2 separate regions of the Homo sapiens genome follow, and region 1 is linked to region 2. Evidence: chromatin contacts called from ENCODE Hi-C or POLR2A ChIA-PET data. All regions are on one chromosome and are shown on one strand. The core of a region is the stretch at or near the end of the contact, and the rest is flanking DNA. Distances in the headings are between cores, read along the strand shown.

Region 1 (2,979 bases), core at 447-2,946, 180 kb after region 2:
ACGGGGCAAATTAAAAAGACGAGAGGCAGCTGGCCAGTCACTCTTAGGGCAGAAGTAAAAAGAAATTGCAGTTCCCTTAGGGTTGGCCTCTGTCGCTTTGTTTTAAGACAAACATTGCAGGGGTGTTTCTCATGGTCCAGCTATGGGCTATGTCAGCAAAGGCTGGCTTGGAATTCTCTTGGGGTTTTGTCCAAGAAGGCTACCTGCAGAGGCAAAAAGGTCTCAGCAGAGAGGATCTGCCTGTATCAGTGCATTCCTGGGGCTGATGAGGAATGAGGGTACATGATACCTACAGTCAGAATAAAGACATGTTCATCCAGTGTCTTAGTGTGCTTGGGCTACCCCAGCAAAATACCAAAGAACAGGCATATTGCTTGATAGGTAGAACAACAAAAATGTATTTTCTCACAGTTCTGGAGGCTAGGAGTCTGGGATCAGATGCCAGTATGATTAGGTCCTGGAGAGGGCCCTCTTTTTCACCTGAAGACAGTGGCCTTCTCACTGTGTCCGCATACAGCCTTTCTCTGGTGCATGTGTGTGGAGAGAGAGTAAGCAAGCTTTTTAGTGTCTTCATATAAAGGCACTAACTCCGTCATTAGGGCCCCACCCTCATGATCACATCCAGCCCTATATACCTCCCAAAGGTCCCATCTCCAAATACCATCACATTGAGGATTAGGGCTTCAGTATGTGAATTTTGGAAGGATACAATTCAATTCATAGCCCACAGTCTGAGCAAATACAGGGGAGACTTCTGGTGGCAGAGTCTCTCAAGAATCCACAAAAACACCAAGGAGAGAGGCTACTCTTTAAGTTAGAAATTTCCCATCTCTTCCCCTCTCTTGGACCCTCAATCTTAAAGGAGTCAGAAACTGAAGCTAGCAGAATGGAAAAAGAATGCAAAATGCTATAATAAGCCAGGAAGAGAGACTATATCCCCTCCTTTTCCAACGCCAGCTGCCTGCTAGATTCTGGCCCAAGGTGGAGTGGACTCACCTTTTAACACTAGATTGAAATTCAGACCTGTACATGGAACCAATCATTTTAGTTACTAATTTGTGACAATGTTTTACATATCCAGAAAAGTCTTGGGCTGCCTGGATTTTCTTCCTGGAGCAGGGGAAGAACTAGTCTGACTGAGTACATTTTAAGTGAGAGTAGGGGAACAAAAATAAATTTACATTTTATGAGACATATGTGTTCTACTATTAGCTGTATTTTGCCTCCCTATCCAATTTTAAAGGGGGAAAATTTAACTTGTTAAATGATTGTTTGATAGGTAGAGTAATGAAAAATCCCAAGACATGCTCTCTAGATTTGAGAATTTCACAGGTAGTTTTCTCTGGGGGAATCTTAGGAATTAAAACATTTTGGCTGGGCGTGGTGGCTCACGCCTGTAATCCCAGCACTTTGGGAGGCCGAGGCGGGTGGATCACCTGAGGTCAGGAGTTCGAGACCAGCCTGGCCAACATGGTGAAACCGCGTCTTTACTAAAAATACAAAAAATTAGCTGGGCTTGGTGGCGGGTGCCTGTAATCCCAGCTACTTGGGAGCCTGAGGCAGGAGAATCGCTTGAGCCCGGGAGGTGGAGGTTGCAGTGAGCTGAGGTCGCGCGCCATTGCACTCAAGCCTGGGCAACAAGAGCGAAACTCCGTCTCAAAAAAACAAAACAGCATTTTAAGTAGATGTAATACCTGCAGTGGCCACTTGGTGGCAGCCGTCCACGAATGCTGCTTTCGGCTCGCTGCCCTTGGGGACTCTGTGGTTTTGTGTGACAAGCATTTTTTTTTTTTTTTTTGTCCAGCCTCCTAGAAAATTGCCTGCTCCTGTTTTGGTGGAAACTCTGTTTTCCCTGACAGTGTTTGTTTTGTGGTTGAGCCCTCTTTGGCTCCGCGAGGCCAAGTTTTGTGATGCTTTCTGAATATCAGATATTTTAGTTCTATCATGTTAAAGCAGTTTGGAATCTCTGTTGGGTTTGAGGTTTTTTTTTCTTTAGTCTTCTCCTTTAACTCAAACACTGACTGACACATTGAGAATGAAAAGCTGTTGTTACTTTTTCCTGGAAAAGTTTTCTCAAATCTCAGACTTTCTAAAACTCCTGACTCACATCAGAGGGAGAATGCTGTTTTTCTGCCACCCTCAAGCCCTCATTATTCATGTTTGCACATGTCATTAGCAGGGTGAGTTTTCTCTTGATTTGTACCAGATGGTGTGATTTTTTTTTTGGGGGGGGTGGGGGAAGAGAGTAGAAACTTGTTTCTTTAAACTCCACCAAAAATTGTTTTCTAATAGGTTCATTCCTTTAATAACAAAATTTCATTTATGAGGGCACAGTAGCACCCAGAACAAATTTTGATTTTGCAAACCAATGACCTTTTTATGGTTCTTTAGAAATGGAAGTCAGCTGTTGTCCAGAAGGGTTGGTGGCATGGGGACTTAGAAAGCCATGAAGTTTGAGCGCCGCTTTCTAATGTCTGACCTGATGTTTGTGGCTGCACTTGCTGTATGTCCTCAGGCACAACAGCTATTAGCTTTGTTGTGAATTTTAGAGGGAGTCACTTGTTCAGGCAATGGATACTGCATATGTGGCACTCTTTGCAGGTCCAGCTGGGTGACATGCTGAGAACAACCAGGTGTGCTCCCCGAGCTCATAGCACATATGGTCAGGTGGATAAAACAACCTTGATTTCAAACAAAACACCCAAAGGAGTGCATGTGTAATCACACACTGAAGGAAGAGCTCCGAAGGAAAAAAAAAAAAAACATGTTGTAGAATCACAGCAGACAACCACAGACCTGCTCTAGCTGGGTGGTCAGGCCGGGTCTCCCTAAAAAGTTAGACTGAAGGTGAAATCTGAAAGATGGATTGACATTAAGCAGGGAAAGGCAGTGAGATGGGAAGGGGAGTGTTGGTGGAAAAGAATGGGCCCAGGCAGAGGACAGAGGTGGGAATGGTGTGTCTAAGGAATGCAGGTTGGA
Region 2 (3,143 bases), core at 549-3,048:
ACAGGCATGAGCCACTGCTCCCGGCCGGAATCTGCATTTTAACAAGCAAACCAAATATTCTTCCCCATAATGAAGCTTGAGAGTCACTCACTTGACTTGATACTCTTAGCACATCTGTATACCTTTGTGAGAACTTCTCAAATAATTAAACCTATCAGGGCATACATCATAATTTTCAGGCTAGAAAATGTCACTGCTATTATCTAAAGAAGCAAGAGTTCCTCCCAAAGAGGAGGGTCTGATCTTCCCCTAGAAAAAACTGCACAGGTGTAGAAAAAACTGCATAGGTGTAGAAAAAAGACACTGCAATTCCACTGGCTCAAGGTGGAAGGAGAATAAAGCCTCGGACACTCCCATGTGTCTGCAAGAACTTCAATCCTTCTTTCATGGTGTATTTCCAAGTGTCCTTTCCTCCTGTTTCACTAAATATCTGCACTCTCACCATGAACTGAGGCAGCCTGGGATGCGAGGTACCTCCTACCTCTGGACCCTATCTAGACTGCTGGGTTCCACTCTTCCCAATCAAGACCCAATGCAAATGTCACCTGCTCCAGGAAGCCTCCCCTAATTCTAGGTCATAATGTATCACTTCACCCCTCGCACTCTCATCCAATTTCACTTGTGTGATTTTCTCATGTATTTTGGATGTAGCTCAAACGTCCCCAAGTCCCACAGCCTGTGGGTGCAAATGCAGTCATGTTAGTCGTAATACCTGAATTATTATCTTGGTATCCTTTTTGCCCCGGGAACTCCAGGGCTGTGTTCTTGTTGCTGGCTCCAAAGCTAACAATAAAATCCCTTCACACAAATCGTCCTTTGGCTTCAGACCTCAAGGTCCGTGTCATCTCCGCAGGAACCCTCGTGGGGTTGGCGTGCCCAGTCCCCTCCGCTGCGCGTGCATCCCGCTCCGCTGACAGCCAGTGCTTTGGTTCTCCAGAGGTGTTAAATGGCTTGGGAACATAATTTCAAAACGGACAGTTGGATAAACACCAGAATAAGCACCAGAAGATGACAGCGGAACCAAGGCTCGAGATGGGCCGGCTGACACCACTGGGCGCTGAACCTGGCTGGAAGCTTCCTGGCAGCGACAGCGAAAAGGGAACACCTGTCGTGGGCGCCCTTGTTTCACTGTCAGTAAGAAGTAGAGCAACTGCTAGACGCGCTCCACAAAACCCTGGACGCACTTCATACACACCCCCACCCCAGCAAGCTCAAGTACCCTGTGAACCTGGACGCCCACCACCCCCAGGGCAGGCAGCGAGGAGCTCTTCAAGGGGTAAAGCGACCCCTGTGGGGCCAGCGCCCGTCCTCTCTCCTGCTGTTCGCGGGCACCCGGGCACGCGGCGACTCGGCTGAATTAGGGCGTCCTGCAGCTCCCGAGGCGAGGAGGCGCTTGGCCTTTCCGTTCCGCCCTCAGAAGGGAGAGGAGAGGTGGTCCTCGAGTGGGAGTCAGTTCAGGATGCGGGCTGTGCCACGCGCGGAGGTCCGGGGACCCCACCGCCGCCTCCTCGAGGCCCGCCCCGCCCCTTACGACCCGTCCCTGCAACCCCCCGCGTGGGCTTCCGGCCGCGGCGACCCCTGCCCCGCGCTATTGCGCGCGCTCGTTCGCTGACAGAGGCTTCGAGGGCGGCAGGGCGGGGCTTCGGCGCCGGGGGCGGGGCCTTCAGCGGGCGGGCGGGGTTTTGGCGCCGCGAGGTGGCGGCAGCAGAGCGGCGCAGAAGGGAGGGGGCGGCTGGCCGCGCGGAAGGAGTGAGTCACCTGACCGCTGCCCTCGCCGCCCGCCGGGCGCTCTCGCTTCAGTCAGTCGGGCCGCGCCGCGCCTCAGCTCTGGTGAGTGGCTCGGCCGTCCCGCCGGCCCTTCTCCGGGAGGGTTGGCGCGGTCAGGGCCGCGGGCCTGTGAGGGGAGGCCGGCGGACAGGTCCAGTGAAGGCGCGGGCGGGCCGGGGGCGGCTCTTTCTGGGCTGGGCGGGGCGCGGGGGGCACGTATCGGGGCCCGCGGGGGGCGCCGGCGGCCGGGATCCTGGAAGTGGCCGCGACGCCGGAAGGGGCGTCCCGTCGGCGGCCGAACCCCCTGCACTGCCGGAGCTGTTGTTTACCCGCGCGCGCCGTACTTTACCCGGGGCGGGCGGGGGCTGGGGGCCGCGGGGTCCCTGCCCCACCCCCCTCCCTGCCCTCGGGCGCCAGCCCGGCCCCTCGCCCGCGGCCCGCCCGGGCTGTGACACATCAGCACCGCCCTCGCGGCTGGGGCCCCGTATTGTCCTCCGCCGCCTCCCACCGCATGCCCAGCCTCGCGTCTACTCAGCCCGGTGGCTGTCGCGCGTGGAATCGCGTAAGAAAAGCCGAGTTTGTGGCTGGGGAGAGAAGGCCACCGTGCTGAGCTGGATTTAGCGAAGACTGGTTTTGGGGACCGGAGAGCCCAGGACTCCCTTTGTTGGAGTTTTGCCCACGCGTTGTAATTAAGCCTCGCACAATATGGTGAGAGTGGGCGTTGATTCTGGAGACACCAGCTTTGTGCTCGTGTAATGTAACACGAGTGCCGTTGCTTTCTCATTCTTACACGGCAGTTTCATGTCATTGAGTAGAATTGTGCGGAATGCTTTTATGGAGTGAGGCTTCTGCGTTAAACTTGTGCTGATTCCAGGTAAAGTGTAGTAGTAATTGTGAAAGAACGTGTATGAGGAAAACGAGCTACAATGTCATGCTTGGAGGAACAAAGAATGTTTTGTAGGATGCTTTGCTTTTTGGAGAATTGTGTAGGGGTAGGGACTGTTACCCATGGATGATGCTATGGGAATTTGATCATGTATTTGAACACCCTTTACATCAGAGGGTCTGCATTGAATGCAGTTCAGAAGGATAAAGGGTGGAAATCCCAGATGTGTTAGTGGCAGAGCACTTGAGCGCTTCACATAGTCAAGCAGAGAAATGGGAAGAGGTCGGCTTGCTTCTTCCTGGTCTTTGGGTAGTGGTGCAAGGGCTGGGCTGGGCTTGAAGGCACTTGCCACTTCTGCCTTTGGACATCTTGAAGAAGCTTAGGGAAGAAAGGCTCCCGGTGAGTCAGCTTGGAGTAGGGTGACTTTGGCGTAGTGATTCTTGTATTGTTGTTTAACCTATGTTTCTGTCAAGTGGTTTACTGTTGTTCG

The links. A loop is a pair of places that touch in the nucleus more often than their neighbours do. ChIA-PET counts read pairs that join two places held with the same protein, here RNA polymerase II (POLR2A). Pooled maps may share reads with other maps.
Region 1: a loop to region 2 is called in a map of CD8-positive, alpha-beta T cell, with 2.2 times the contacts of the local background. The contact joins the enhancer-like site here to the promoter of BACH1 in region 2. A Hi-C loop is called at or near these places in 2 of 168 maps with a recorded cell type or tissue (CD4-positive, alpha-beta T cell and CD8-positive, alpha-beta T cell) and 5 of 50 pooled maps. POLR2A ChIA-PET finds 5 or more read pairs at or near these places in 1 of 52 experiments (GM12878).

The regions. Positions count from the first base shown.
Region 1 is chr21:29,474,920-29,477,898 of GRCh38, forward strand. No RefSeq gene overlaps it. Among named protein-coding and RNA genes, the nearest start is that of BACH1-IT3, 20 kb to the right of the region's middle. Within about 2 kb of position 1,697, at least 4 of the 41 ENCODE cell types and tissues checked have a DNase peak (open chromatin) inside an H3K27ac peak, as active enhancers do.
Region 2 is chr21:29,297,124-29,300,266 of GRCh38, forward strand. It overlaps BACH1 (BTB domain and CNC homolog 1), which reads left to right and starts at 1,799. Exons shown (of 5, transcript NM_001186.4): 1 at 1,799-1,830. It overlaps LOC105369299 (a long non-coding RNA gene), which reads right to left and starts at 1,613. Exons shown (of 2, transcript XR_937652.3): 1 at 1-1,613. RefSeq lists a silencer at 1,324-2,233.